Linked DNA regions of Homo sapiens: regions 1, 2, 4, 5, 6 and 7 are each linked to region 3. A link is a loop called in an ENCODE intact Hi-C map of the cell type or tissue named here. Cell type or tissue: endothelial cell of umbilical vein. All regions are shown on one strand. Links, peaks and the distances in the headings refer to the core of each region. The heading gives the core; the rest is flanking DNA. Region 1 has its middle 36 kb from the start of CTB-1I21.1. Region 2 has its middle 110 kb from the start of CTB-1I21.1. Region 3 has its middle 49 kb from the start of CTB-1I21.1. Region 4 has its middle 60 kb from the start of TRPC7. Region 5 holds the start of TRPC7 (transient receptor potential cation channel subfamily C member 7). Region 6 overlaps TRPC7 (transient receptor potential cation channel subfamily C member 7). Region 7 overlaps LOC124901075 (a long non-coding RNA gene).

The links. A loop is a pair of places that touch in the nucleus more often than their neighbours do. Peaks named below come from ENCODE experiments on the same cell type or tissue, not always from the same donor. Only the 100,000 strongest peaks of a DNase experiment are listed, where the experiment ranks them.
Region 1: a loop joins it to region 3, with 6 times the contacts of the local background. A loop is called at or near these places in 5 of 110 quality-filtered maps.
Region 2: a loop joins it to region 3, with 3 times the contacts of the local background. A loop is called at or near these places in 2 of 110 quality-filtered maps.
Region 4: it touches region 3 in a loop (6-fold over the local background); 2 of 110 quality-filtered maps call a loop at or near these places.
Region 5: a loop joins it to region 3, with 5 times the contacts of the local background. A loop is called at or near these places in 17 of 110 quality-filtered maps.
Region 6: a loop joins it to region 3, with 11 times the contacts of the local background. A loop is called at or near these places in 17 of 110 quality-filtered maps.
Region 7: a loop joins it to region 3, with 12 times the contacts of the local background. A loop is called at or near these places in 17 of 110 quality-filtered maps.

What each region holds. Positions count from the first base shown.
Region 1 is chr5:136,768,519-136,772,963 of GRCh38, forward strand. No RefSeq gene overlaps it. Among named protein-coding and RNA genes, the nearest start is that of CTB-1I21.1, 36 kb to the left of the region's middle. RefSeq lists an enhancer at 1,692-1,781. In endothelial cell of umbilical vein, for the core only: a CTCF peak has its summit at 1,762 (motif pointing left); a DNase peak (open chromatin) is centred at 1,743; H3K27me3 peaks cover 644 bases.
Region 2 is chr5:136,618,448-136,622,892 of GRCh38, forward strand. No RefSeq gene overlaps it. Among named protein-coding and RNA genes, the nearest start is that of CTB-1I21.1, 110 kb to the right of the region's middle. In endothelial cell of umbilical vein, for the core only: no CTCF peak of the experiment used is centred there; DNase peaks (open chromatin) are centred at 1,324 and 1,834; H3K27ac peaks cover 3,000 bases.
Region 3 is chr5:136,684,171-136,688,615 of GRCh38, forward strand. No RefSeq gene overlaps it. Among named protein-coding and RNA genes, the nearest start is that of CTB-1I21.1, 49 kb to the right of the region's middle. RefSeq lists an enhancer at 1,411-1,915. In endothelial cell of umbilical vein, for the core only: a CTCF peak has its summit at 2,268 (motif pointing left); a DNase peak (open chromatin) is centred at 2,211; H3K27ac peaks cover 226 bases.
Region 4 is chr5:136,422,946-136,427,390 of GRCh38, forward strand. No RefSeq gene overlaps it. Among named protein-coding and RNA genes, the nearest start is that of TRPC7, 60 kb to the left of the region's middle. In endothelial cell of umbilical vein, for the core only: a CTCF peak has its summit at 2,113 (motif pointing left); a DNase peak (open chromatin) is centred at 2,106; H3K27me3 peaks cover 156 bases.
Region 5 is chr5:136,362,177-136,366,621 of GRCh38, forward strand. TRPC7 (transient receptor potential cation channel subfamily C member 7) reads right to left here and starts at 3,369. Exons shown (of 12, transcript NM_020389.3): 1 at 3,077-3,369. The coding sequence starts at 3,078. In endothelial cell of umbilical vein, for the core only: a CTCF peak has its summit at 2,331 (motif pointing right); a DNase peak (open chromatin) is centred at 3,175; H3K27me3 peaks cover 172 bases.
Region 6 is chr5:136,248,125-136,252,569 of GRCh38, forward strand. It overlaps TRPC7 (transient receptor potential cation channel subfamily C member 7), which reads right to left. Exons shown (of 12, transcript NM_020389.3): 6 at 3,525-3,758. The region is part of intron 1 of TRPC7-AS2 (TRPC7 antisense RNA 2); the gene reads left to right. Among named protein-coding and RNA genes, the nearest start is that of TRPC7-AS2, 24 kb to the left of the region's middle. RefSeq lists an enhancer at 3,080-3,580 and a silencer at 3,263-3,463. In endothelial cell of umbilical vein, for the core only: a CTCF peak has its summit at 1,752 (motif pointing right); a DNase peak (open chromatin) is centred at 1,747; H3K27me3 peaks cover 532 bases.
Region 7 is chr5:136,372,035-136,376,479 of GRCh38, forward strand. LOC124901075 (a long non-coding RNA gene) reads right to left here. Exons shown (of 2, transcript XR_007058948.1): 2 at 4,008-4,445. Among named protein-coding and RNA genes, the nearest start is that of TRPC7, 8.7 kb to the left of the region's middle. In endothelial cell of umbilical vein, for the core only: a CTCF peak has its summit at 2,077 (motif pointing right); a DNase peak (open chromatin) is centred at 2,117.

The DNA.
Region 1 (4,445 bases), core at 163-4,162, 84 kb after region 3:
TACCTCCTGGCCTTTGCACTTGCTGTACCCTCAGCTAGATGCTCTTCCTGTCTACATGGGCAGTGGGGTGCAGCCGTCTGAGAGACAGACAGGACTCTCACCCTTGGGCACCTTCTTTTTTCAGGTTTCAATATGACTGCCACTTACCTCTGATGTGTTGAAAGTAGATCTCAATCGCATGCACTGTTTGCTTTTTTGTAGCATTTGTCACTACCCGTGACCTTTGTGTTGTGTGTTTCTCTGCTAGTCTAGCTCCATGAGCATTGCTGGCACCTAGCTAGCGCCTGGCACATGGAGGATGCTCAGTTAACATTTATTAAATTGATTTAACAGAGACTAGCAACCACGGTTTTATACTCCAGGGGCTCACGGCCAGAATGAGAAGGATATGTCACTAAAGATTAGTCACAGGTGAGAAAGAGCAAGTGCAGAGAGGACCAAAGGAACACCTAGCAGCCAAGGGACAGGGCAGGGGCAGGGATAGGATCTGTCAGGGAGGGCGTCAGCAAGGCCAGTCAAGGGAAGATGAGCTGGGCAGGAGGGAGAGGGCATAGCCAGCCAGACCTGGGTTAAGTGGGCCAAGCCAGGCAGGGCCAGGATGAGCTGGCCTTCTCTCCACAGAGCTAGCAGACAGAGGGTGCACAGGCCACACCAGGACCAGGGCAGGGAGCACCAGTATAAAAATACCAGCAACGTCTGCCACAAAGCCATTTTGACAGCTCCTTCTCCAGGTGGTGGTGGGAGGCTCAGAGGCCATAAATCAGAATTAACTGCAGCTGTCATGCAAAGGGTGCTTCCCCAGGACGTTCATCCAGACACCAGGGGAAAGAAATCCCACTGGGCCACCCAGGCCAGCGCACCACATGTTCTCACCCCACCAACCACTGCTTTACCTCTGCAACTGCGGCCAAAGCTTCCCTCCAACAAACCATGACCTCAACAACCTTCACCTTGAACACAGGGCAGAGGTAAACCCTCCCACAAGTCCCACGAAGGCCAAGGCCTAAAGGAAATATGGCTGCTGAAAAATAATGAAACCCCTATGCACCCTAGAGCTACTCCTGCCTGAACCTGGGAGGTGTCCCTGAGGCTGTGTGGGTGAGACCAAGGAGGGTGACAATCGCACATCACCAAGGGAAGGAGGTAGTTCTTGTCAGCTCAGAGCAAGGAGCGGGGGCCCATGGTGGGGCAGCAGAGCTAGGCTGGGAGCACCAGCCAGGATAAAGCCCATCTGGCAAATTTCCCCAAATTGATTGGCACTGGCTGCTAAGAAGCTAAGGCTTGTTAGCAGCAGCTTTCAGAGCACAGTGTGGTGGGATCTGTGGATTTCTCCGCTCTGGGGTATTTTTCTTGGCTTCTTGAGGCCACAGAAAGTATGATCTCCCCCCATCCTCCAACCATGATCCTGGTCTGTGCCAGGGTTAATCCGGCTGCCCTGAAGGTCAGGAACCCCCTACATCAGCACTGTGTCTGGTACAGAGGGGACATGCTCCCTTGGAAGAACTCCTCGGCTCTCAGATTTCTGGGCACTCCAGAGGCAGCCCCGGGCCCTTCTGGGATGACTGGAGGCATATTAACAAGCGTGGGACGTTTGAGGGGGCCTGGCTCTGGGCCATTTCCTCTGCTGGGTTTTCGGCCCTCTGACCCTCCTCGGAGAACCTTTCTCTGACTGTGATGCAACAGCCCCTGCTCCCTAAGTCTCTGGCCTGGGCTCCTCATTCAGATGCTCCAGCCCACTCACAGTCTGGTCCTTCATCGCCCCCAAGTGGCTGTCTAGGCTCACTGCTCGCTGAGCTGACATATTTCGTTTTCCTTCAACATGGTAAATAGACACTGCTTTCCTACTATTCACCTGGCACCCTCACTAGACCTGCAAGGGACACAGTGCCTGTCCTAAAAAAAGTATAATCTCCTCAGGAGATGAGGGCACACCCTCAATGGAACACTGAAATCAAATAAGATAATATATGCTTTCAGGGAGAGATAAAGTCGCAGCAGAGAAGGAAAGGCTCAAAAAGACTGAAGCCATAGCATGCCTTTAAGCATGGAGTACATTGTGGTATGTGGAGAGGTTGGGGAAGGACTCCAGGAAGGAGGGATGACATGGGTAAAGACTGGATGAGGAAAGACCTGCAAGGAGTCAGAGAGGAAGGAAATGAAGCAGTATGCATGGCTGGAGCCAAGATCCCAGAAGAGAAGTCGCTTCTCTTCCAATGAAGAGAGCAAGAGAGACCCCAGCCAACTCCTCCCAAGTTATGGAGCACCTTGAAAGGGGCTTTTTCCTTTAAATACCAAAGCTCTCAAAAAAGATGAATCTGACACCCAAGCATGGGGTTGAGTGGACACAACAGGCTCCAGAAGTAACAAGCACAGCGGAGCCACCTAGGGAGCCAGCGGGCCCACCCCAGCCCTTTGAAGGATCCCGTCTATCTGTGGAGAAGAGGAGGCTCTGGCACTCACTAAGCCCCTGCCGTATATCTGATCCATGCAGGTGTCGAATCACCTGCTATCTTATTTAAGCACCACGCGGGCTCCTGTGGGAGGCCTGTTCCCTTTTTCACAAATGGAAAGGCCAGGGCTCAAAGAGGTTAAGCATAAGGTCACATAGGTAGGAAGAAGCCAAGCAGAACTTCAAGCCCATCTGTGATTCCACATCTGTGTTCTTCCCAAAAATCACAGTTTACATTAGTGTGGGGGTATAATCTGTAGACGTGCTTTCATATGCTTTATTTAATTTAATCATCATATTAACCCCAGGAAGCTGGAGGTATTATTTCTATTTTATGGAAGAGAAAATAAAATCTCCAAGAAATAATATGCCCCATGACTCATTATCTAGTAGGTGGCTAGGCTAAGATTTAAAATTCAAACACCAGTGTGTTTGGTAACCTAGACCCTTTCACGACTCCACAGTGATACTGTTTTGTGTCACCTCCTTCCATTAAAGTGTGGAGACTGAGAGTTTTCCCACAAAAACTGTCCTGCTGTCTCCCAGCCCAAGTTCATTCTCACCTAAGTGCCCTACCCATGCCTTGTCACAGGAAGTCAGAAGCACACACACTCCAAGGACCCCGACCACCAGGCACAGTTCCCGCCCCTCATTAGCAGATGTGGTTGATTTGTTAGTTTTGTCACTGCTGCCCTTGAATATCTCCATGCTCAGGTTCTGGGATGGGGCACAGCTAGGAACAAATATCCTTGAGATTGCATGAGTGCCCCTAAATCTAAAGCCATGGTCTGGGGAGCCAGAATGGGTGAAGGGGTGATACAGACATGTTTTGTTAAAGGACTTCCCTGCCATTTCTCCTGAGAACCCTTTTCCTTAGCGATGAAAATGTGTGGGGGACAACCTCTCTCCAACTAGAGGGATTGTCTGGGTGGAAGAAACAGCTCCCAGCAACAGGAATGATGTAGGAAGGCAAGACACACATCCCAAGGTGGGATGGCAATGATTCTCACTACCTGAGTATAGATTATAGGATAAAAAGTAACAGAAGCGCAAGAGAAGCACAAAGGCAGATTCCACAAAGGATCAGAACAAGGGCTCATGTTTATTGGGATTTAGGTGCTAAGGACTTCACTGCTCCATTCCAAATGAGCACCATAACCACCCAGCGAGGCCACAATTCTCATGCTTCCATTTGACAGATGAGAAAATGGAGGCTCTGGAAGCTTAGGTAACTTGCCCAAGGGTTTGTAATCCAGTGAGGCTGATTCCCTCCCCTCTGCCCATAATCACTGTTTGATATAATACTCCCCTGAAGTATTCTATCAAAGGCCTCACCTTCAAGAATTTCTGATTTAAAAGGTCTGGGGTATGGCCTGAAAATCTGTATTTTTAACAAGTTACCAGATGACTCGGAAGCTTTGAAAATGATTATTCTAGAAGTTGGATGGCTAATCAATAATTTACTCAAAATCAACCCAAGTTCAATGGCAACAGGGATGTGTATCATCTTGCATTTGGGGGTGAACTGGGCTGGTGATGCTGATGCATCTTAGCTTTAGCAGTAACCAGCTCTGAGCCAGATCCTCTCCCTCATGTCTGGCTCTTGTGGAGCAGGGCACAGAGGTGGGCACTGCACTGTTAAGCCTTGAAAGAGGCCCCAGGGGGCTAATCCATCACACAAGGACAGCACCACTGTGGGAGGCTCTAGGGACTCTGACAGCCCACAAGTGCTGGAGTCTGAGCCACCAGCCATGAGCCCAGCTGTGCAGCCCAATCCTACTCTCTATTTTGCCCGAACCACAAGCATCTGAAATGTGCATCCCTGGAGGTTTGATTTTAGCATTTCAAGATCAAGAAGCAGACACACTTGCCTTGTCTGCTGCTCCAAGGGCACACAGTCCCCTCCCACCTCTACTCCACACATAGCCCAACCATAGAAGATGGCAACTGGAGGAGAAAAGGGAGGAGGGAAAGACAGTAGCCAGGAGGTGGTGAA
Region 2 (4,445 bases), core at 112-4,111, 66 kb before region 3:
GACACTGCACAGCACCTACCTCTCCAACAGCCCTCTGAGGTGACCATCACGGCTGCATTCTTCTGTAGATAAAAAAAGGAGCTTTGAGTGTTCAGAGAATTTGCTCAAGTGCACCTCAAGGTCAGGGGAAGGGCCAGGATTTTAGCCAGGCATGATGCAGACATTCACGGTCTTCACTGTGACGCTGATTATGTTATTTGGACCCGATGCCCAATGATAGGAGAGGAGTCTTTTAGAGTATACTGTGAGTTATATGAAAGATAAAGAAGTACTCCTTATGTACAAAGTAGCTTTTTATGTAGCATGCTTAACTATACCTCCTCATTCCCTTTGGATTCCTAATACACAGGATTTGATGAAAAAAAGGTACAAAATACTCAATAACTCTATATGAATTTAAGTCTGCTTAGATCGGTGCTGCATAATGACACCAAAGGAAATTTTATTTTGTGTTCAAAGTTCATATCCCATTTATAAAAGCTCCTCTCCCCAGTGCTGCTAAGTTTCCAAAAAATTAATACTAAATATAGACTTCAGAATTCTTTGTCTCCTTAAAGAAGATAAAATATGGAAATGACAAGAAAGGAGGACCTATATTTAGTAAGAAATTCTTCAGTTAGAATCAAAGTTGTTGTGATATTGAAATTACAGGTATTTGTGAGTTTCCCTACTCTTGGAGAAATAGAGCTTACAAGTCAAATCTCAATGCCATAAGTCCTTTGGAACTTTCTACTTATGTCATCAAATTTGCTTGATAAAGAAGAGGTCTGCTTCATCTTACATATATCTCCATTTGAGAGAAAGACCTGATTGGGGTCTATTTTTTCATGTTGTTAAGAAATCATACTTTTTATTCATAAAGTTTTACACTTCACTATTTCCCCAAAGTATTTTTTAACTTTTATTTTCGTTTCAGGGGTACATATGCAAGTTTGTTACATAGGAAAATGTGTGTTGCCGGGGTTTGGTACACAGATTACTTCTTCACCTCAAGCATAGTACCAAAAATTATTTTTTTGAAAAAGAAATTATACCTGTCACAGAGATTCAAGAATGTCAAATATATGCAAACATTTCTAAATTTCATATGAGATTATTCATTACATTTGGTGCTAGATGTGCCAATGCTGGTTTGATTCTTTCAATTAGGAGGCATAAAACATGCATGGAAAAAATATTTTGTATGAACACGGGGCAGATTGATTTGCCTTTTAATGCTACATGGAAGTGGTAGATTAGTAATATTTCAAAGGAAATACCAGAACAGTGAGATTTAACTCCTGTTTCCAGAGCTTTAGTTTCCTCATATGTAACAGTAAGCTAAGTAGAGAAAATATGACAACTGGATAAACAAAAGCTTTTTGGCCTTCTTTGACTCAAACCTGGGCTCCTTCTTCACAGCCTACTTCTCCCGCAGCCCTTTTAAGAGGTAGGTAATTCTCTCTCCAAGCGGATACTTCAGGGTCAGCTACTGGAGTATACCCCCTTCTGGTTTTCTATTGTCATTTCCAAACCACTCTCAGCCTCTTGGCAAAAAAACACCAAACAAGCAAAAATCTTCTTTGAGCCCTATGACATTCAGACTCTCCACTTTTTGCTCCTCAAATGCTTTTCCTCTGCCATCACCCATTGACTTCAACAGTCACATGGACATTTCATCCTGTAATCTGGCCGCTCAGCTCCTTGACCTCTTCATCTTCAGTGTCTAAGTTATTCTACCCCACACTTCCTGTCTGTTTCTTATCATCATCTAAAACTGTTGACTAGAGTTGCTGACTAATAACAACTATTATTTCAGACTTCCTCTCCTCTAACTGATCTTGGCCACTTTATCTTCTTTTCTACTATCTCTCAGTAATTGACCCAACTTGTGACTCAGAGAAAAGTGAAGTCATCATGTGGGAAATGCCCTCCATTTCCAAATGCTAAATCTACAGACCTATTTACACCTGTCCTCATTTTTTCTCCTTTTCTCCTTTTCTCATGCCCACTTAGTTTTTCTCAGGGACTTCACATGGACTATAGATTGTCCTTGTCTTTCTCCCATCAATCTTTCTTTGGAACCAGGTCCTTCCCATAAGCATCTAAACATGCTCAAGTTCCTCTATATTAAAAACAAACAAAAGAGCAAAATCAAGTCTCCCAAAAATCTCTCTTCTGACACTACATCTACCCCCTGAGACACTTATCTTCTCTTTACAACCTATTTCTTTTATAAGAGCTGCCTTTACTTCCTGTCTCCATTTACTTACTTCTTACTTACTCCTCAACCCACTCTGAAGTGGATTACAATCATATCAAGCTAGCAATATAATGCCCGCTAAGATGACCACTTTTCTAAATCCACCTTTCAGCTCCCTATTATTTGACCTCTTGGTCACATATCTTCATGTTGACTGTTCACTCCCCTCTTGAATCACACTCTATTTTGGCTTATGTGACATGACATCTCCCTTATGTTCCTCCAGTATCTCCATCCACTGCCTCTTTAGGTCATTAAATATTAGTATTTATCAAAATTTAATCACAGTCACTTCTACTTTTCATTATGTACTCTTTTAACTCTATGTTTTCTGCCTAGGTTTTCTTATTGATACTCATGGGTTCAATTGTTATCTATACATGATAACTCATTAATATAAATCATTAGCCTAGCTTCTAGATCTGACTACTTATATGACATCTCTACATAGATGCTTCTAGGTACCTTGATCTCATCCTCTCCAAAATATGGATTTAGTCCCTTTCCAATGTCCTCTGTCTCAGGGATTAGGATCCCCATCCATCCAGTTTCATAAGCCCAAAACCTATGAACCAAATGACCTTCTTCTCCTTTACATCTGCATATTCAATCTATCAACAAGCTCTCTCACCTTCCAAATCTGTGCACATCTCTTTCCACTGCCACAATTTTAGTCTAAGTGGTGATCATTTGTCATTTGTCTCCACTATGCAGTTAGTCAAACATTTGCAAAATGCAAATTGGCCATGCCTCCTGTCTGCTTTTAGTTTGAAGACTAAAATCTTTAACACGGTCCTCGAGGTCCTTCTTGTGTTAATTCATGGATTAATTGATTGATTCATTCATTTAAGAAATATTTATTGACTGCAAACACTGTTCAAAGCACCGTGGATACAGTGGTAAACAAAAAAAACAATATTCCTGCTCTTGTGGAGCCACAAAATATTTATTCTAGTGGGAAAGATCAACAATTCAAACATATACAAAAAAGAAGTTTCTTTTTGGGGGTGATAAATATGATGAATAAATGTTAAGCAGCATAAGGAGTTGAGGAGTAACCAGCAGAGTAAATTTAGAAAGGAGGTGGAGGAAGCCTCTCTAAAGAAAAGACTCCTATGCAGAAAACTAAAGGAAGTGAGAACACACTTGGGGCCCGAGCTCTCTGCTCTCCTTTATTCTCTGTGCTCTAGACTTGTTGACTTTTTTTATATTCCCCAATGCCTAAGGCTACCTGAGGGCGTTTACACATGTCCTTGGCTCTTTGTCCTTCTCCTCTTCCTTCTTCCCTTCTTCTCCTCCTTTTCCTCCTCCTCTTCCTTTTTCAGTACTTGAAACATTCTTCTCCCTTCCTCTCACTGGACCTGGTTTCCTCCTAATCTTCAAATCCAGGCCAAATTCACCTCCCCTGGGAAAATCCTTCGTCACCTTCTAGATAAAATCAATTTTGGTATTATGTGTTCCGCCTGATCATGTTCTTGTCTTCAGGTTGTCTGCTGAGTTTTATGTTGTATGCGAATGGCTTTTACACATTCAATGGGGTATTTACTATTACTTATATTTTAATTAATACTAAAATTATGAAAAAACTTGCTTTTCTTAAGCATTAATCTCAGTTGGTGAATTATGTACTTTTACTTATAATCTAGCTATTTTTGACATACATTAAAAAATGTTTAACTTGTTATTTGATTAATATAATTTGATTAATAGTTAATAATGAATTTAATAGATTAAATTATCTATAACATTTAACATAATTTTCTTAATTAATATATCCTTAGATGTTTCAAATTACAGTCACAAATGCAATGAATCTAATTCTCTCAGGGCATAGCTGTAGGCAGACCTACAATTCTAACATGATTTTCTTAGGCACTTAAAGACTACTTTCAAAACTAATTAATCTCAACTTTGGGATGTAACTGATCAGATTATTAAATCAACAGTGTTTACAAATACAATCAATCAAATTATCTAGACATTTCAAATTAAAATCACAAGTGTGTTACCAAATAAACAGTTAAAATCAAAATAACAACTCTAATGGGTCAGATGGACTTAACTGTTTCATATACCTTAAATAGATGGTTACTTATCAGTATGCCCCAAGACTTGACTTGATACTCTCAGCCTTTAGGGCAGGCAAGTGGGGCTTGAGGTGGCCAGAATCCATGGGGCTCTTGGCATCCTGCCAAGAACAGCT
Region 3 (4,445 bases), core at 154-4,153:
TTATTGTCTCTAAGAGATGAAGAAACTAAAACTCGAACAGGTTAAATGACTTGCCCAAGGTCACAAAACTAAAAAATATTCACCTTTGAACTGAAGTCATATCAGTTGGATGCCCAAGCTCGTGAACTTAATCACTTTAACATACTGACATGCCCCCTTGTTGCAGAACTTTCTTCAATGATGCTTGGTGGCTTGGCATTAAAGAATCCAGACAAAGAAGGCTAGCTGAGGACATGAATAGATGAGGCAGAAAGGTGGGAAATGAAAAGGCTAATGGTGGCAGAGTGCTCTGTCGAGATGGCTGTTGTGAAATGAAAACAGACAAGAGTTGTGTGCATGTGTTGGGAGAGGGGGAAGGGTAGAAATGTTAGGATACTGACACGAAGACAAAAGAGAGTAATGAAATGAGGAAATAGAGCAAGTCAAATGATTAGAAGACAAGATTGAGTTCCTAACAATGCACCCAAGAGATCTCTTCTGAAGGCAGCTGTTGATCCAAAGGCTTCGAAGAGAAAAATGAAAGCACATCTCTATGTTGTGCTGACTGGATTCTAACAGCATGATACTTGTGGGAATGAAACCACTTTAGAAGGAAAACAACCTGGGTAACTCAGCATCACTCAGTGTACAAAGATTCTTCTGTAATAACTCTCCTGGTTGAAGAAAAATGCATTATTGAGCATTTTAAGACCATAGGAAATATAGAATTAAGAGAACCAAGGTCACAGAAAACTCTATGAATGCCCTTGTAAAACTTTCACTTTTGTCAATATAAAATACATACAATCCAATCCAATTAAAAGAATATCAAGTTTGTTTGTTTTTCCAAGATGGCAGATTAGAGGCTTTTAGTGTGCCTCAGCCACTAGGAAATAGCAAGAGAGTGTATAAAGATCAACTCTGTGAGCCTGAGTTCCAGAAGAAAAATGGGAATCCACTGAAATTGTAAAGGACACTCTAGGTCCTGGGGAAGAGAATGTGTGCAAACAGCCCTTATGACCTTGTCCAGCTGGTAAAAGTGAGTGAAGCTCCAGTATGTGAGAGAAGCAGACAGTCCCCCTCTGTGACTCACCTTTCCACTAGGGATCCAAGCAACCCAGCTGAGGCAGAGCACTTTGCTTCTCCCAAACCCTGAAGCTAACCTGGGGAGAGACTTGGAGGTGCTGTAAGGGTACGACACTGGGAAAAGCTGCAGACATTTTTGCAGATCCAGGAACAAGAGCAAGAAACCATTTTTAATCTGGGTACATACAAATCAGCCATTCTTTGGAGACCTAGCACCATGGTCATGCAGGCATTTTAATCTTGGGCCAGAGATTGGAGTGCCTGCTTTGGAATAGAGTAAGGACTCCACAGACAGAACTGTGGAAAGCACCTCAGTAATAGGCATGAGAATTGTGCTCTCCTCCATTGCAGTCCTGGGACAAGAGGAGAGCTGCCACAACTATGGTTTCTCCGGGGTGATGAGACTTGCAGCTAGGGCCAGCTTGGCAACCTGGGACTGGTCTGCATGTGTCATTGCTGAGTGCCCAGTCTACTTCCCTGAGATTGTGGTACAGTGAGACCATCTCCACTCCACACCCATGCAGATCTCCAGGATTTCAGAGTACCTGCTAACCTGGATCAGCTGCCTGATCTACCCCACCTTTCCTATGCATAGATTGTGGTACATCTGGGCCCTCTCTACCCCGTGCTTAGGCAGATCTCTAGGCATTCAAAGCATCTGCTTGCCCAGATTGGCAGCTTGAGCTACCCCATTTTTCTTGTGCAGATATCTTGGTGCAGGGGGGCCCTCTCTGTTCCATGCTCAGGCAGATCTCCAGGCATTTGGAGTGCTCACTCACCTGGAATAGCAGCCTGAGCTGCTCTACTCTTCATGTGCAGTGATCTTGGTGCAGGGGAGTCCTCTTTGCTCCACATCCAGGCATGTGGAACACCCTCTTTCTTGAATTAGGAGTTTAGGCTGCCCTCCATAAACATCCTGAGAAGCTGGGTCTGAAGGGATTTCCTATCTCCACACCTAGGCACACTTCTGGGTGCTTGGTGGCTGCCCACTGGATTACCTCTCAGTGCTTGTGCTTGTGGTTGTCATCAGGGAATCTATAAGCAGACCTGCCCAGTCCAGCCCCACCCAACTTGGATCCCACTCCCCAAGGGCTGAGCATGAAACTCAGACCTCTGTGCATTCCATGAATCAGCTCATTGCCCAAGGCAACAGAAAGCTTCTCCCAGTAAACAACGATCAAGTGTATACCCAGCCACATTGGCTGTAGCTGGCTCTTACCTATAAGTGCCATCTACTGGCTTGTAGGTCAAACTGCATAGCACAATATAAAATCTGCCAAAAGAAGTATATAGGGCTATAGAGGCAAAGCCAAAAGACCCTACCCAGAATTCTTTACAGTCATATCCCCTAGGAAAAGGATGAAAGGAAAAAGAAAATAACAGAATAATATTATAGAGAAAAAAATAAAATATTCTACCTACACCAAAATAATTGCAAAAATTAGAAAGTGACAACATCTCCAGATGAGAAGGAGGAAGTGCAAGAATTCTGGCACCATAAAAAATCTGAATGTAGTAACATCACCAAAGCTCTCCAACAATGGTCCTTAGCCAAAATGGAAACTCAGAAATAGCAGATAAAGAATTCAAAGAATGGATTGCCAGGAATCACAATGAGATCCAAGACAAGGTTGAAAATCAACACAAAGAAACTTCTAAAGCAATACAGGAAATGAAGGAAGAGATCTTAAAAAGAAATCAGTAAGAGCTCCTTGAATTAGAAAACTCACTTGGGAAATTTCAAAATACAATTGAAAGTTTTAGCAATACACTGGGCCAAGCAGAAGGTAGAATCTCAGAGTTTAAAGACTGGTCTTTTGAACTAGCCAAATAAAACACAAATAAAGAAAAAAAAATTGGTTAAATAAACAAAGCCTTCAAGAAATATGGAATTATGTAAAGCAACAAAACCTAAGAACTATTGGCATTCCTGAGAGAGAAGGAGAAAAACTAAACAACCTGGAAAACATATTTGAGAATATAATTCAAGAAAATATTCCTTATCTTGCTAGATATAATAAATTCAGAGAATGCCTGTGAGATACTATACAATACAAACATCAACAGGGCATATAGTGAACTGATTGTTCAATGTCAATGCTAAAGAAAAAAATCTTAACAGCAGCTACAGTAAAAGGTCAGATCACGTACAAAGGGAATTCCATCAGGCTAACAGTGAACTTCTCAATAGATACCTTACAAGTCAGAAGAGATTAGGGGCCTATTTTTGGCATTCTTGAAGACAAGAAATTCCGACCAAGAATTTCATATCCTTCCAAACTAATCTTTATAAAGCTAAGGAAAAGTGGAATATTTTCAGACAAGCAAGTGCTAAGGGAATTTGTTACCACTGAACCAGCCTTACAAGAGATTCTTAAGGGAGGTCTAAACATAGAAACAAAAAAACAATACTTGCTACCACAAAAACACACTTAAGTACATAGCCCACAGACCCTATAAAACAACCACACAATAGAAGCTACAAACCAACCAGCTAACAACTTCACCTAGGATGGAAACATCACATATTAATATTAACCTTGAATGTAAATGATCTAAATAACCCACTAAAGAGGTACAGAGTGACAAGTTAAATAAAAAACAAGATCTATCCATCTGCTGTCTTCAAGAGAAGACATCTCACACATAATGACACCCATAGGCTCAAAGTAAAGGGCTGGAGAAATATCTACCACTCAAATGGAAAATAAAAGAGAGCAGGGTTCACTATTCTTATATCAGATAAAACAGGCTTTAGACCAGCAACAGTAGAAAAGAACAAAGAAGGGCCTTACTAATAATAAAGGGTTCAATTCAACAAGAAGACTTAAATACCTTGAATATATATGCACCCAGATTCATAAGATCAGTACTTCTAGTTATATAAAAAGACTTACACAGACACACAGTAATAGTAGGAGACATAAACACCCCACTAACAGTGTTAGAGAAATCATCAAGGCAGAAAACCAACAAAGAAATTCTGGACTTAAATTATATACTTAACCCATTGGACTTAGCCGATGTCTACAGAATATGCCAGCTATCAACCACAGAATATACATTTTCTCATCTGCACATGGAACATAATCCAAGATTGACCATATGATTGGCCATGTAACAAGACTCAATAAATTAAAATGTGTAGAAATCATACCAACCATACTCTCAGATCACAGCGAAATAAAAATAGAAATCAATACCAAGATCTCACAAAACCACACAATTACACAGAAACTAAACAATGTGCTCCGGAATGACTTTGGATTAACAACAAAATTAAGGCAGAAATAAAAAAATTCTTTGAAATAAATAAAAATGAAGACACAACATACCAAAAATCTCTGGGATGTAGCAAAAGCAATGTTAAGAGGAAAGTT
Region 4 (4,445 bases), core at 240-4,239, 260 kb before region 3:
GTCCTACAAACTGAGATTCTGAGTGTTCTGTTCTGAAAAGACAGCTGGTAATGCTGGCAGTGTGTCCTCTCTGAGCTGGAGCTTGTTCAGTTTCATTCTGTTTTGTTCTTACCTCTGTGTTTGACCTGCCCATGCCCAGTGTTAGAAAACACATGTGTCTTCTCACTCTGGCATCTGCTGACAGAAGAAGGGAGCTAGGACCAGATGAGGGCGAGAGGGGCACCTGTCTGAACTCATCTCTTTCCGGTGAGGAAAGACTATGAACAGGACCAGGGTCAAGCTTAGGCAGGGTAGATTGGACCATTGTTATAGTTCTTGGGCTGTTATTTTATTTATTTATTTTTTTGAGACAGGATCTGGCTCTGTCACCTAGGCTGGAGTGCAGTGGTACGCACGATCTCTGCTCACTGCAACTTCTGCCGTCCAAGCTCAAACCATCCTCCCACCTCAACCTCCTAAGTAGCTGGACTACAGGTGTGCACCACCACGCCCAGTTAATTTTTTGTATTTTTTGTAGAAACAGGTTTCACCATGTTGCCCAGGCTGGTCTTGAACTCCTGAGCTCAGGTCATCAGCCTGCCTTGGCCTCCCAAATTGCTGGGATTATAGGCGTGAGCCACCATACCCAGCTTTGGGCTGTTATTTATTGTAGTAAAAAGCCAGATACTGTTGGGTTTTATGACTTTTTTTTCCAGGGTGCACTTGCGGGTGGCTTCCTGAGGAAGTAGAGGTTTCCATTGTCAACCTGAGAAGAAGTTAATTCTAGAGCAGGAGGGTTGCTGGCATTGGATAGAGGGTATAGAAGGACTATGTTCCTAATCTGGGGCCAAGAGTGCAGAGGGGCTTGGGAGACAATGTGCATGAAGATGTCTGGAGCATCCTGGTGGAGGCGATGAGTCAGGTCCCGCCATCGGGGACAGGCTGGGAGGTGCACAAGGACCAGCCTCTCTACACACTCTGTGTGAGGCAGAGCCCATGGGCCTTTGCAATGGCCAGCTCCAGGAGAATGGAGTTGCCTTTTGGGAAGATGTATGCTTCCCTAAATCTGTGCAATGAGAAATTGAAAAGCAAAATGTCCTCATCCCAAAGCTGGGATGATGTGGTCATCAGCAGCCAGACTAGGAAGAAGCAGCAGCTGTGTCTGGCCAGACAAGGAGGTCTGAGAGGAAGAGCCTGGAGCAATTACTGGGAATTTGCTAGAGAGATTTCTATAAACAGGGCTTAAATGCTAATCATTTAGGTATAAAAATAGTTACTTTGATGTGTGTCATGGGTTGGTGAGGATATGGATTCCTGGTTTCCATGGGGATCCCCACAAATCTCAACAATACGTTGTTTTTCTTTATAAAAATTAAAATTAATTATATTAGTGTGTGGGATTCATGCCAGGCCTGTGGAATGGAAAATGCAGGGAGTACTCTTTGGACCAGAAAGAAAAAGGCTGGGAGGGGTTAGGACTTATGTGCACAGGGTCAAACCTATGCAAGTGTAGACACAGGGAAATAAATTTGTTCTGTACACTTACACACACTGGCACTGGAGGGTGACAGGGCTGAGTCTGTCATTCTCCTTTACTGTAAACCATTGTTCCTGGGGCGGGATACCTACAGGGCTGACCACCAGGTTTTTAAAACAGAAAAGAGAACCCAACAGTGTGGCATTCTTCAAGATGATTTGATGGAAAATGTAAGAGATGAAAGGTTCAAACATTTTGCCTTTTCAGACTCTGGTATGAGGAATCAGTAAGAAAATGAAAATAATGGGTTTCTGAAATTAGCACTGAAGTCTGATTTTAGTCCAAGGTGAGATTCCAATTTCCTGTTACCTTGACCTGCCCCCACGACCTCAGTTTCCCCTCAGTGAAATGCCGGGTTATACTAAACGCCTGCTCCTTTGCAGTTGTGATGCTCTAGGCCTCTGCGATGGGGCTACCACTTGCCTGAGACTTGGTCTCTCAAATGGAGATGCTTAGCCTGCTGCCCTTGGCTATGCACACATTGGTGGCTTAAGCAGAGGAAGGCTGTCTTTCAGTCGCCAAGCATGACAAGGAAAAAGGCCTTCATTGCCTAGACAGCCTGCATGCCTGAAGGCCCTTTGCCACCCTGCAGCGCCCCCTGGTGTTTCTAGGTGTCATGCATAGGCATCCTCCCGAGTCCCTTGCATGAAGCCAGGAACCTATTCTATAACGCAGAGAATCCAAGTTGGGGGTGTCAGGATTGCTAGGTCATTTCTCTCTGCCCACCAGATAACAATATTAAAATCCCGGTTATCCCCAGTAGAAAACCAGAAAGGCGCATTAAGCATGAATGCTGTCATATTTCATTTCTGTGTTATACTGAATTCAAAGCACACAAAACATGAAAAGAACAGAACTTCTTTCTCTAGAAACAGCTATTTCTCATCAGCTTTAAATTAAAAGCATGTTCTGGGCAGTCCTTGGCCTTCGACAGCCTGCGTTCATATCAAGTTCTGGTTTACAAGCAGCTGCTGTGTGATTCTGGGTATAACAGTTATCTGTAATTGAAATCACCATAAAACAAATCCCCCCTTCACTGGTGGAGTCGGTAATCAACATCAGGAATGCAGCATTCAGGACCCATAAAATATGCAAGATTAATTTGCTGAACTCCGTTCAGGCTTCCAACAGCTCTGTCACCTGGGGCCAGAGGAGCAGCAAATTCATTCTGAACCTCCACTAGTTTCAAGATATCAAAAGTGGCCTCCTTCATGTCGCTGTCTTCTGCAGTGCGTCTCTGCCTTTGCAGATACTTTCTGGAAAAATCAAACAGTCTGCCAAGGTTATTTGGCTGTGGAGATGCTGAAGTGCTCCATCTAGTTCCTTTCTTCCCTCTTCATTTCTTCCCATCTCAGTAATCTTCCTGCAGACTTCTATAGCCCCAGACTAGGAAAAACAGAAGATCCTGACTTTGGTCAGTGCACCGGACATTCCTGCTTAGATATCATATCAAGGAAGAAGAAATACCTAATGGCAAAGCATTAGGATTTGAGTTAGGTCATCAGCAGCCAGACCAGGAAGACGGCTCAGTGGGTTGCAGTATCTTGCTCAGGCTCCCCCAGAAAGACTCCAGAGCTGGTTGTTGGTTGGGTTCTAGTAATGGTTAAACAGTGTGTAACAGGTGTCCACAGTACAGTCAGGCCCCTTTCCTCTTCGTATTTTTCATGCCCTTGCTACTCCAGCCAAATGAAGTGACTTGCAGTTTGCAGCATGACTGGTCACACTTTGCACCCATATTTTTGCACATGCTGCTGCTTCTCTCTGGCATGTCATGATCTAATCTGGTCTCGTTCCAGCTCTGCTTCTTGCTGCCATGTCTCCCTGAGCAAGTTGCTGTTCTTTGAGTCTTAGGTCCCATTTTAAAGAGAGAACCTTGATTGCCAAAATACCTTTTAATTCTTTTATACTTGGATTTTACAAGAAAGTCTGGGTAGACATTTTTAGGTTTCAACTTCCTCTGTTCAGTCTGGTCTGTTACTTTGTTACTTCAGCAATTTTCGATATTCCAAAAATCTTGTTGATGCCACTCTCCCCTTTTGCCTACTCTGTTTTCTTTGGGCTTGCATGTAATACATCCTTTGTTCCTTAACTATTATCTTCAAAAAGTTTTGAGAGTAGTCAATATCAACATACTTGTTAATTGCCATGCTTATCATGAAGACTCCCGACATTTCTTCTTTCAAATAAGGTGATACAGTAATAGTCTAATTATTACAGATGAGGAAATAGAGGCCCAGAGAGGTTTAGAAAATTGCCCAAAGCCACACAGGTAGTAAGTGGCAGTAGAAAGATTAGAATCTAAAGGTTGCCTTTTAATAAAACCCCTGTTCTTAGTGACTAGGTTGTGCTGTCATGAACACATGACAAATGTGTTCATCTGTCGATACTGTGAACTGGGCTCCTGTTTGTCCACCTTTACATGCTGCTCAGTTCTTAGCACACTGACAACACCAACATTCTGAGCTAAAAAACGAAACAAAACAAAACAAAAAACAAAAACAAAACCCAAAAAAACACATGGACCAGGCAAAGAGACCAAAGCAAAGGATATTCTCACAGGCCCTTGAGAGGCTGATTGCCGGCCTTTCCCCCTCAAGCGCCTGTCAGAATATCCTTTGCTTCAGTCACTTTGCCTGGTCCATGATATATTATGCACAGACAGAAGTGTGCCTTTTGTCATAATTTTAATTTCTACATATAAAATATATACTCCTGTGTCCCCCTGATGTGGTGGTTGAGATTACAGTGAGGAAGACAGTGTAGGGATTTTTTTCCCCCCAAGAACACACTATCATTTTTTTTTTTAAATTGAAATTTCTACTGATGCACTTATAGATTCACATACAGCTGTACAAAACAATACAGGGAGATCTTCCTGTGTGCCCTTTCTCGCTTTCCCTGGATAGTTACATCTTGCACTTTATTCATT
Region 5 (4,445 bases), core at 225-4,224, 320 kb before region 3:
AATTACTGTTTTAAATAAATTATCTTCTGATAAGGTTAGCTATTTTCCTGAATGACTATTTAATCATAGTGACTAACATTTGTTTCACATTAACCATGTGCCAGCCACCATGCTGAGTAATTTATGTACATTGTCATTTATATTTATTTATTCATTTATTTTTCAAATAAGATATAAAGAGAAATTTAACATTATAGATACTCAACACAATAAAGCCAGCCTGTAAAGACAAATGGCAATGTAATGATGAATGAATTGTAAATATAAACATATAAAAAAGGAGGTAAGTACATAAATCATTAAGCAAAAATGATTAGAAATGTATAGCGAACATGACACATTTGAGAACATGCATTATCATTTTAAGTTCTCACAAACTATTACATGGTTTAGGTGCTATTGTCATTCCCATTTAACAGATGATGAAGTGATGGTCAAATTAATTAACCACTTTTCCGAAGCTACACAATGTGTCAGTGGTGGACTCACTATTAAGGATCTAGTCTGTCTGCTTTGAAAGTTTGTGCTTTTGGCTAGTATGCCACTGCCAGCCATCTTCTTTTTGTCTTTCTGTTTTTTTGTTTTGTTTTGTTTTTTGTTTTTCTGAGTTTCTTTAGGCTATAACTTTTTCCATTAGAGTTCAAGATCCTTGAGGGTAGGGAATACTCGTGTATATGGCATATGCACCTGGTGCCCTGTACTCCTGATGCCTTGCATATGGTGCTTGGTCAATCAACTTAATTCATTCCTAAATATTTGAATCTGGGTTGATCATTTAAGAAGATCAGTACACTGGAGCTGTTGGTGTTTACCAGCATCTTCCTTCTCACAAAATGCAGGAGCCATATAATTCTATGACTGTTATTTCCTACTTATGACTGGCAACATTTAAAATAAGGTATGAATTCCTAAGTAAAATCAGTTTCTAATTAGCTCCACTATAAATTATGGCCCATAAGTTGCTAGATGAAGCAGCTAATATCAGAGGGCATATGATGTCCCTTGGTGACTGAGCAGAAAATTGAGACATTCTCACTTCTTCACACTACTCCTGAAAATTTTTACATATTTCCCAAGGCATCCAACTTATTTCTAAGTATCACCTTCCTTTTTCTGTTGAAATTGAGGTGAGATAGTGAACGTAAACTATTTATCATTGCCTTGTAAGTGCTCTAGTGAAATTGGATATTATTAGCTCTATTTAACTTATTACAAATATATTAATTGTGGGTTTAAGGCATTTAAGTTCCCATCTAAGCTACTGATAATAATTTGCTTGTACAACATATATACTTTAAATAAAAGAAAAAAAAGATATATACCTAACTACCCCAAGGTATACACGAGTTCATACATTTCACCAGTTAAATCCTACAGGAAACAAGCAAAGTATCCTTCTTTTACTCATTAAAATGTTTTATATTAAGATATACTTTCCAAATAATTCTACTAATGTGGGATGGTTTTTCCATTGCATCTTGGAATAAAAATATTATCTAGTGTTCCTGAATGTTAATAAGTGTTTCTATTAGTAATTTATTTTCTACCAAGTAACATCATTTAGAGAAGAAGTTATCCTCAGTTTTTTCAAACTGTCCTAGGTACCACCTATCCAAATATAACTAGTGCTTTGTATGTGCTTCTATTTTTCTTTTTACTTTTAAAATCCTTATTTTCCTATTTGGAAGTTGGAAGTTATGAAACTGGATGTCTATATCTCATTGTGTATAGCTCCAGGTGGAGCTGAAACAAGTTTTGATAGCTTTATTTTTAAAAAAGATTTTTCTTGAAATAAAATAGATATGTGTAACCTTTTGATGATTTCACTGACCTCTATGATAAGAGTCTGAAATAAACATCTACTACTGAGAAAGAAAGAGAGGCCCTTATATTATGAAATGACAATACTGAAAAAAAGTAACATGCTTAATATTTATATGGAGGGAAATGTTGATTGCCTTTACTAAGCAAGAGCTCCTGGTAGCTCTCATCCAAGATACCGCATGCATTCTGCAATTAGCCTCAATGAGGCTCCACATAGTTCTGATTTTTTTCTGGGTTAATTACTGCCTAAAGGAGTTATCTAGTCTACATGCACCTAAGTTTAGGAGCAAGTGTTTTTGGAAATAAATATTTATGAAAGGGTAATTGTGACATAGAAGTTTGGTAAGCTTTTAAATAATTGAATCAATGTCATTGTTAAAAAGATCTTGGAGATTGGGTTTGCATCACATCCATAATGAATATTCTGGATTTAATGTGAATTCATTCATAAATTTGATGTGTACTCGGTGCTTCAGAAATAAGACCCACCAGCAGGTGGCATTCTGAGGCAAAAATTCACTGAGTGCCACCAGACAGGGTCAATCATTATTGCCTTTTCTGAGTCTACCCTGAATCCATTACGCCTCTAAATTATAATTAATAGCAATAGCATTTTGGTTGTGTCTACTCAATCATAGGTAAATGAATTTACAACTTCAAACTTAAAGGGGAGATTATGAGAGTTTCAAAGCTCTGCCTAGATTACACCTCTTTCATTAGGAGCATATTTGTTATTTTGAAATGGATGTCTAAAGGAGATACATAGCTCAGACCATATTTTCAACAAGAAGAAAAGAAAAATGACAATCTCTTTCTTGCCACCTGTAGTTCTTTAACAGTGGCTACTTATTAGAATATAACCCTCTCCCTTCTCTCACCCCTATATTTATATTATGATAAATACAACCACATAAATACATTAGAAAGCTGTCAGTAGTGAAGGGAAAGAAGAGACAACACCTATACACTCATCTAGGAATAAAACTATATTACTCTAGCACAAAAGGAATAGGCTACCGACATGAGTTGTCCGTTTCTAAATGGCTTTGAAAACTTAGACATTCTATAAAAGAAAAAAAAAATTTCTTCTACCAACTCAACAAATAAGAAAGATCTCAGATCCATCTAAAAATCTAAGCAGTGCACTAGAGGAAGAAGGCTGATAAATGAAAGTTCAATTACATATTTTAGCGAGAACACAACCTCTACTGGAAAAAAAAATCAATATGAAAGAACCATCATAGCTGCTTACATTGAGGGTGTAATACGCAGGCTTGTTCCTCCTCTAGATGACCGGAATCCGGTGTTGAGTCGCCAGAAGCTGGCTCCCCATGGGTGGTAGCCAAGGATGTACCGCTCTCCGTGGTGCTGAAGTATAGAGCTGGTCAAGTGAGTTAAGTTGCAACGATGTGAAAGCGCGCTCCTCTGTTCTTTGTGTTGCAGTGGTAAAAACTCGCCTTCCGAGGCAGAACCGTGTTACCGTCCTTTTCCTAATCGGGGGGAAATTTCCCAGAGAACATGACGGAGAAGCATCTGTGTGAGAGTGGCATGCGGCGTGGTGATGGGTTGGTATAGTCCCCACCCCCTCTCCCCGACGTAGCTTGAAAGGGAGGTAGCAACTCTTTCTTCCTGCCATAGCTCCTCAGGATTTCTACCTGCCCTTTCCTCTGCCCCAGAATAGTACATCACACACACACACACACACACACACACACACACACACACACACACCTCGTTATATAAGGCAGCATGTTCTGACTTCTGAGGCAGAATATTCATTGGTTTAAACAAATGAGGAATGAGGAATGAGGAATGAGCTGGTTTCCTACCTGTTGTGTCTGTGTGTTTACAGAGGGAGGGGGTTAAGAAGAAAACTAAAACCAGAGAAGCCTAAAGAGCGATAGAAGTAGTTTTCTTCCGTAAGTCTCATCACCACACCACACTTTGTCTTCTGTGAGTGATGTATCTTCCAACTTTACTATTTTGGTTCATGATCTTTTAGCATTATCTAGGATCAGGAAGAGGTCAGTGGTGTAGAACAAGTCTCACATTAGTAACAAGACTAAAAGGGTTAGCTTTCATTTGCAACTTTCCATTTTTTGAAACGAAATTCTCAATCCAAAATACCATTTCCCCAACAGTTCCCACGCTCACCAATTGCTATGTAACCAAATGGTCTATGATTCTTAAACACTGAGGTACTTTAATGACATCATTGGAAAGAAACCGTCTTAACTGAAATATTGCCTGTGTATGAAAAACCACAGTTGCTTCTACAATCTACCTGGGTTACTTACCAATAAATCAGAGTGGTTATTTTCTGAAATCAACTCACAGCTTAATAACTGACACTCTGTAAAACTGTTGCTGTGTGCACTTGCAATACTTAGGGCTAAGGAGTTGCTTATAATGTATTGTACACATGACCATTCTAGTTTTACATCCAAATGAGATTGCATTGGTTTGTTAATATGCTACTAGTATTTTCTCTGAAGATAACATGATATGTGGGAAAAGACCTTGGGATTTTGATTCACTTATTAACTGTGTGACCTTAGACATAACACTTAACCTATTGAATCTCAGTCTTCTCATATGTGAATGGTTGGTAATAATAGGGT
Region 6 (4,445 bases), core at 244-4,243, 440 kb before region 3:
CCCTCACCAGTGTTTAGCTCCATGCTCAGGAGCTGTCCCACTCACTGGGGAGGCAGCGCGAGGAATAAGATGGGCAAGAGCATGGACTTGGGAGTCAGACATCCCTGAGGCTGAATGTGGCCCATCCACCTACTGGCCACATGACTCTGAGAGACAACTAACTAACCTTTTGAGCTTTATTTTCCTCCTCTCTAAATTATGGATAATATCCATTTCACAGGACTGTGGAGAGGATGAAATGAAATCATACATGTAAAGTGCTCAGCACAGGGTCTGGCACACAGCAGGTACAGATAAGTGTTTGTCAAATGACTGAATAGACTTTTAACCACAAGTTTAGACCAGACACAGGTCAGAACAAATAAGCTCACATGGGGACCAGGAATCTAAAGGATCTTGCCTGAAAAAATACTCTTGGGTTTTGTTCCTCAGGTACTGTGTGCTGGGATATTGCTCCTTGATTAAGCTAAGGCCCCAAAGTGGTGACCAGTCAGGCAGGTTTGCCACGACAGCCCTGTTCCAGGTAGGCAAGGGTCCTAGGACTGATCCTGAGCTGGGAAGGCTCTGCTTGTGGTCACTGTGACCACAAGGGCCTGAGCTCTCCTATGGGTATTTCTGCTGCAGAGCAAACCTGCAAAGTGTTCCTATTGCAGTTCTAATGGTACAAGGAGCAGCACCTATCACGAATCAGCTGTCTATTACATGTCAGTGATTCTCAAGTGAGGGCAGCACTTCTCTCATGGAGGATGTGTGGCGGTGTCTCTGGTTGTCAAAGTGACTGAATAGGAGTACTACTGGGATGCTAATGTCCTGCAATGCTCCAGACAGATCTGTACAATGAAAACTGCCCTGCTGGAAAAGCTAATAGTGTCCCTATTGAGAAATGCTGAGTGAAATATTAATTGAGAAGCATTGAGAAACCTAAATTAGCACTTACACTTACATTAGCTGTAATTTTCACAACAGCCCTGTAGAGTAGATATCATTATTGCCATTTTTAAGATTGGATTTAGGGTATGGGGTCCTTTTCAGAGACCGGTAAATGCAGATAGCAAGGATATTACATAGCAATTCGTGGCATTCCAAGGGAGATTGAAGAGGAAGGCTTTTATTCTTTATTTTCAAAACTAGACTCTGTTAAATAATTATAATAATAGAGAGCAGTAAGAAACCTTTAGTAAAGGAAGCCAGGCCACAAAGTTTCATGGAGTGATTCTAAATTGCATTTGGAAATATAATAACATTACAGATTCTATGTTCTCATCAAGGTCATACCTCAAAAAACCATGAAAGACTAGTAAGCAGAATAAATTACATGTTTTCCAATATATCTGTCATCTTCTATGGATAAATATTTGGATAAGATAAAATAAGACATAACTTCTCCCGTTAAACAGAAGGCAAAAAGGAATTCTTTTTTTCTGCGGCCTCTAGCTCACCATCTTAAACCTCAGTCACAATAACAAGACACTCTTATAATCTACTCAGATAGATTTAGCTGTTGTCAGATCCTGGTGACTAGGTCAGGACTTATATTGAAAAATATTATATTTCAACTGACTTGTAAAGAGTTGTGATGAGTGTAGAATGAACAGCACTGTGATGATTTGGACAAAGGGGTTTTCTCCTTAGAGCTATTTCCAAGAGAAAAATTGCCCTATCACAACCTGAAAAATTGTTATCTGCGCATTTGGTGCTGTAGAGGTTGGAAGGAGCCACCGTCCAGCTGGCCACAAGAGGGCTCTCCTGCCCTGTAACTGGAGCACAAGTTAAGCCAGAAATCCAAAGGATTTCCAAGGGCACAGCGTGAACCGCAAATACAAGAGCAATAACGTACTATGCTTTGGGTTGGGTGAGACCTTAATACAACCCATAAAGCAACAGAAGTCAGAAGTGGACAATACTGCAGCCTGAATCCTGGCATTAAGAAAAGTACATAATGCAGCATCAATATTCTCTCTTCCTTCCTTGATGAACCCTAACAAGACAGAGGATAATATCCAAGCTATTTTGCTTTAAGAAAGTCTGAATTTGCCAAACCCCAAAATGGCAGAGGGTGGGTGGGTGGATGACTTGTAATACTACAAGACTCTCCATTTCTCAATGGAGATTTCCCTACCACATTTACATGTAACATAATCTACACTGAAAACGGGCAGTTACTCAACTTTTGCGTTAAGCGAACAACCCTCTGCAGATCATTGTTGTACCTGACCACAGAATCATTGTTGTATCTTACCATAAAGATTCTGTGGTCCCGGAGCCATCTGGCTTCATGTAACAGGGACATTCAACACTCAATCCCTTCAAGATGTTGTAGCTACCATTAGCAATTGCCTACTAAGTGTCCAGCTGCTTTTTACTGTTAACAAGTATCTACTGTTCCTTCAACTTTCAACATCTTTCTGTTTCAGTACAGAAATTACAGTGTTTGAACAAGAAAATGACCCAAAAGGTAGTAGTAAGACATAACTTATTTTAAAATAAGTAAGCAGATAATAGCTGCTACCATTAAGTGAGCATTTACTATTTTCACAGCAGAGTGCAAAGCGCTTCACATACACTATTTTATTCAGCCCTCAAAACAAACTTTTTGATGTAGGTATTATTATCTCTGTTTTACATATGAGAAAAAAGAGCTCAGAAAAGTTAAGTAAACAAGATCTCACAGTAAACTACCGAACTAGGATTTGAATCCAGGTCTCTTCTACTCCAAAGCTTGGGGACATAACCACTATGCTATTCAGCATGATTTTCAAATCATGTCAGGCCAGGATTCCCTGCTATACAAGGCAATCCTGTATTTTCTGGAAACATTATAAGCCCTGCTATAAAAACCTGATTCTTCATGTTTAAAATAGGGACAAAAGAAGGACCCTTTTTTGCCGGGCTATTTGCAAGAATTAGAATTGTGTGTATAAAATGTCTACACAATTCCTGGCACATAGTAGGTTCTCAATAAACATATGTTATAACTATTATTAGTATTCCTAAAGTCTCAATCTACTACATCAAACTGTAAGCCTTTGCATTTTGCAAGAATTAAGGTAATTAAGGTATCTTCTAAGAATGTATCTTGCCACCAAGCAATAACTAGGAAAGCAGGATTTATTTTTGCACAAAACACAGGGATCCAATATAGAAGGAAAATTCTTCCGCATATACATATCCCTTTAGCGCTCCTGGATGCACATCAGAAACAAGACGTTTCTTAAAAACAAACAAACTACAGAAATGTTCCCAAGGGCCTTTCAGAAACAAATTCACCCTTAACACAAAAAGATTCATTTCTCAAAGTCACTAATTCCACGTTCTATTCTGCTGGCTACACTTCCAGGACCAAGGGTTTTTTTGAGGTGGAAAGGATGCTCTGCACTGACAGTGGAACTGCCAAAGTCGGCTGTGTTACAAATCATGGGCCACTTGATTACAAATAGCGTTACAAGTTCACCAGCCACAGTGAAGCACCAGGCCCACGTCCCGGAAGCGCCAAAATGGAGTAGGGGAAGCACTCTCCGACTCACCGTAGGTGAAGTATGCCACTTCCGGCGGAAGCGAGACATTGTGCAGCGTGTCGTCCTGCACGTGCTGGTCCACGTACAGCTGTGCCTCCGTGGCCTTCAGGAAGGCCATGAAGCGTGCTGTGAAGGAGGCCACGAAGATGGACAGCATCCCGAAATCTAGCAGGTTCCACAAGTGCAGCACGTACTCCCGTGGCCCCTCCTCCCAGATTTCCTTGCATTCGGACCAAATCATTCCTGTGGGAGAAGGAGAAGGCCAGGCTCACTTTTCGTTTCTCTTGGCATTTGTGACCGCATGAGGTCATGGAGGGAACCAGAGTACAAATGTAAATATCAGCTCTTTGGAGCTGGGACCGTCGATAGCCAGAGGCAGACAGAAACGTGTTTTCAAAGGCAGATTTAGACCCAGGAGACTCAGAGACTTGGCCTTGTGCTTACGAACACACTGTCTCTGCAAGTGAGGAGAGAGTTTTCATTCGTTGATAGATTCTTGGAGGGAATATAGGAGAAATACAGTTGCTGACATTTATACACTTTAAGAACTTTAAGAACTTAAAGAATCAATTAGTCCTAAATTAAATATAGGGAAACTGAGGTCCAGGAATTGTAAAGGGCTTTCTGAAGGTCCCCCCACTCCATGCCCCAAATTCTACAGAAATGCCCCAAGAACCTAGAACTATGGTTTTTTTTGGACATAGAACCCAGTTTTTTGTTTTGTTTTGTTTTGTTTTTAAATCCCAGATTAGAATGCTTCTGTATTTCTGTGTCATGAGCATTAATTTAGGGTTATTAGATTTTTTCTTACTCTTTCATAACTTATTGGATTTTAAAGATATATGTCCTCATTGTTACATACTAAACAATATAGAAGTATATAAACAAAATGTTACTAGTTTCCCCAGCCTTCCTCTAAGCCAGCAGCCC
Region 7 (4,445 bases), core at 207-4,206, 310 kb before region 3:
TCAGGAAAGGATGACTGGCAGGCTGAGGATGTCATTCTGATAAAAAGTTGTAATTCCACACCATAAATATGTATTACTAAATGAAAAGGCCAATCTGAAAAGGCTGTATACTGTATGATTCCAACTATATGACATTCTGGAAAGGGGAGAGCTATGCAGATAGTAAAAATATCAGTGGTTGCTAGCAGTTAGGGGAAGGGAGAAATTAATAGGAACATCACAGAGGATTTTTAGGGCAGTAAAACTGCTCTATATGATACTATAATTAAAAGTAGATACAGGTCAGGCGCAGTGGCTCACACCTTTAATCCCAGCACTTTGGGAAGCTGAGGTGGGCAGATCATGAGGTCAGGAGATTGAGACCATCCTGACCAACATGGCGAAACCCAGTCTCTACTAAAAATACAAAAATTAGCTGCACACGGTGGCACGTGCCTGTAATCCCAGATATTCGGGAGGCTGAGGCAGGAGAATCGCTTGAACCCGGGAGGCAGAGGTTGCAATGAGCCCAGGTCATGCCATTGCACTCCAGCCTGGGCAACAGAACGAGACTCCATCTCAAAGAAAATTAAAAAAAAAAAAGAATGGATACACAGCATTACACATTTGTCAAAACCTGTAGAGTGTACAACAACTTAATATAAACTCTAATGTAAACTATGGACTTTGGGTGGTAATGATTTTTCAGTGTAGATTCAGTGATTGTAACAAATGTACCGCTCCAGTGTGTGGTGTTTATAACAGGAGGAGACTATATGTGTGGGGATTGGGGGTATGTGGGAGCTCTCTGTATTTTCTGTTAAACTTCACTGTGACCCCAAAATTGCTCTAAAAATATAGTCTATTAGAAAAGTCATCATTCCTTGCCAGTTTGTGGATCTGATCTTGTTTTCAAACCTGGAACGGATTGAAGAGATAGACCAATTCCTAGGAGAAAGAACCCTAGGTTCTTTACATGGTAATACTTTCTTCAGTCACTCCCCAAAGGATTGTCAGTGGTAGGCAAAGATGTCAGTCATAGTTTCATCAAGTACTAGTGCGAGAATCACATGTGGGCCTTGAGGTTCTGGAGCACAGCCATCCATTTGAAGTGGAGAATTATGCACCATTTGCAACAACTTCTGGCATACTACTGGATCCAAGTAGAGATGGATCACCTGACCATGAGAAACCAAGTGACTATATGTCTAGAACTGTCCATTATGAGCTGGGTCCTGTCAGATACACTATGTTATAAGGTCAGCTAAGCCCAGGCACAATTAGTTATAAAATGAAAGTGGTATATCTAGGACTGAGGGCTGGGTAGACCAGAAAACCCAAGCAAGCTTGAGCATGAACAGGAGGCTCCAGTCCACGTGGCACCCACCACTGTGGCACCAGCATACCTTCCTCAGCTCATATCTATGGCTATGTGGAGAATTTACTACACCAGGTAAAGGAGTACAAAAACCCTGAGTTTGGCGTATAGATAGGTTGGCTTAGTATTTGGGTACAAGTCAAAATGAATGGCAGGTATTCAAATCTCATTCAATCAATCTCATTCAGAGATGGCTTCGAAAGACCAGGAAAAACTCCCAAGGCAGAGAGATGGACCTGCTTATTTCCTTTCATAGAAGGAGAGCTAACTTGAGGTTAAATTCATACAAACTCATGGACAGTGATGAATGGCCTGCCCACCTGGTCATGAACCTGGAGGGAGAAAGAATGGAACACTGGTGACTAGAAAGTGAAGTAGAGGCATGTGGATAGACATACGTGAATGGATAGAAATTGTGATGATCTTTGTATCACATATTAGTGCCCACCAGATAGCATATGTCACGGAAGTGACACAACCGATTAGACAAAGTGACCTACCCAGCCAACATCAGCCGGCCTGTCATCAGCCACACCAGTGCTGGCCAAATGGATACATAAATGACAGCAGCAATGATGAAGGATTTGCATGGCTCAAATAACCTGGACTCCCACTTACAAAGGCTTATCTAGCTATGGTCGCTGCTGAATATTTAATATGTCAGCAACAGAGACCAATGTTAATATGACACCATTACTCACTCAGGAAGAACAACTGGCCTCTAGATGGCAGGTTTACAACGCTGGGCTCATTTCGTCCTGCAAGGGTTAGTGGTTAATTTCACGTATCTCACAGGAATGGACATGCATTCTGAGTATGAGTTTCCCTTTCCTGTACAGATGACCTCAGCCAGCACTAGTATCCAAAAGTTTATCGAGTATTTGATTCACTGGCATGGGATCCTGCATAACTTTGCACCAGACCAAGGGATGCACTTTATAGCAAAGGAAGTTCATGAGTGAGTCTGTAACCAGATAATTCACTGGTCATATCATATACTCTGCTCAGAAACTACTAGCCTGATAGAGCATTGGAGGTTCAGAGGTAATACTCTACACAGACAGATTGCCATTATGTAAAATTCAGTATTTGGATCAAATAAATGATCTTTATATGGTGCTGTGTCCCTGAAGGAAGACTACATGGACACAGGAATTAAGGAGTGAAAACAGTAGTGGTCTCACTTACTATCACTCTCAATGACCCATTGAGGGTCGTTGTGATTTCTTTCCCTGTAATTCTGGGTTCTGCTAGATTAACAGTCCTGGTCTTCAAAGAGGATAACACTTTCCCAAGAGGACATAGCAAAAGTCCCATTGAATTACAAGCTTTAGTTTTCACTTGGGTACTTTGATCTCCTTGTTTACAGGGACCAAAAGCAAGAAGAAGTCACTATCTTGGCAGGGTAATTGACTCCAATCATTAAGAGGAGGTGGTGTTATTGCACAATAGAGGCAGAGAGGAATTTGTGTAGAACTTAACCCATCCACTTGGTCCTAACTTAGTACTCCCTTTCCCAATTTTGACTGTAAATTGATTGGCCGAGTGACTGCAGCCAAGGAGGATGGTGGCCAGTGACTCAGGTCCTTAGGGCTGAAGGTCTGAGTCAGACTAACAAGAAGGCAGCCAGGCCAGTAGAAGTGGAAGCTGAGGGTTAATGGAACTTAAAATGCCTAGGGAAGAAAGGAGATAATGAGTATTAGGTGGAACCCTGAGACCCACTCCAGCTTTGGGCACTACTGTTTATCTCACCAACGTCTCTCTTCTAAGTCTCCCTTCAGGATGAGAGGCTCGCCAGACATCTGGAGGATCTGATCTTCCATCCCATATAGAAACATGGTTCTAAGCCTAAAAGAAGGGGACTGTGGTAGACTCTGATGTACCTCCCAGCTTCCCCCGCGAGGAAGGACCTGCTGCTCAGTGGAGGTAATTGCATCGCAGATCATCTCCATAGTTCAGCAACTTCAGATCCTACCTCAGCTCAGAGACTCACCTTGCCTGAGGTCACATTCTTGCTGAGACAGCCTGTGTCGGTGACTGAGTGAAGGGTGTGTATGCTGGGCATTTTGGCTTGACATAGGCACTCTTAATGATCAATGGTTACTTCACAGTGCCCTGTTAGGTTGACAAAATTTTGATCAGGCCTGCCTTCTTCTGCTGCCCAATCCCACTTCCTCCCTTTTCTCTTCCTCAGTGATAATTACAAATAAACAACTTGAACTATAAAATCCATCTCTGCATCTGTTTCCAGATTACTCAACCTGCAGCAGATGGTCTTATAGGAATGTAGAAAATACAAAACAAATTGGAAATGGGTGAAAAAGAATAGATCAATAATAGGGAGAGGGACATAAAATTGCTTGATTTAAGCCAACCCATATTTTCTTAGTCCTACCTACAGGCTATAGACAGCCTCCATGTTTTCTAGAAGCTGGAGTAAAACAAAACAAGCCAAGTGATCAGTGGAAATCCTCTGACCAGGTAAAGAACAATGATTCCTCATCCAAGGAGCAGATTTTGTTTTTTTCTTTTTCTGGGAAAGGACACTGTGTAATGAAATGAACAACCTTAACAATTAAGTTGTGCTGCATGGTTAACTAGATGGCTCATTGCTGTTTGTTACATTTATTTCAAATGGAATTACAATCAATCACGTTATCCCAAGCAGGTTTATTGTTTGTCATTCACACTCCTTAGGCTCTGGATCAGTGGCTATGTATTAGTCATGGGAACCAATTATCCAAGGGTGTTTGGTTAAGATGGTTTTATTGGTGCTGGAGCATGCAGAATGACAATGACTAATGGTGTCCCACATACTATCATTATTTACTTCGTCCTCCCGTGTGCCAGGATGTTTTTGCTTGAGCTGACTTGTTTCCCTTTTTGACTCTCCTTCCTGAAAATCATGATACCATCCAGTGCAGAAGAGGACGCTGGCGTGTAGAAGAAGAGAGGGAATAAGAGCAGAAAAAGTAAGTGGAACACTGAAGGGCCTAGAGAGTCCTCCAACTGCAGAATTCATTCTTGAATCACTGAATCGCAAACTAGCAAGGTGTTTGATTTTGAACCCTTGATTTTCTAAGAGATT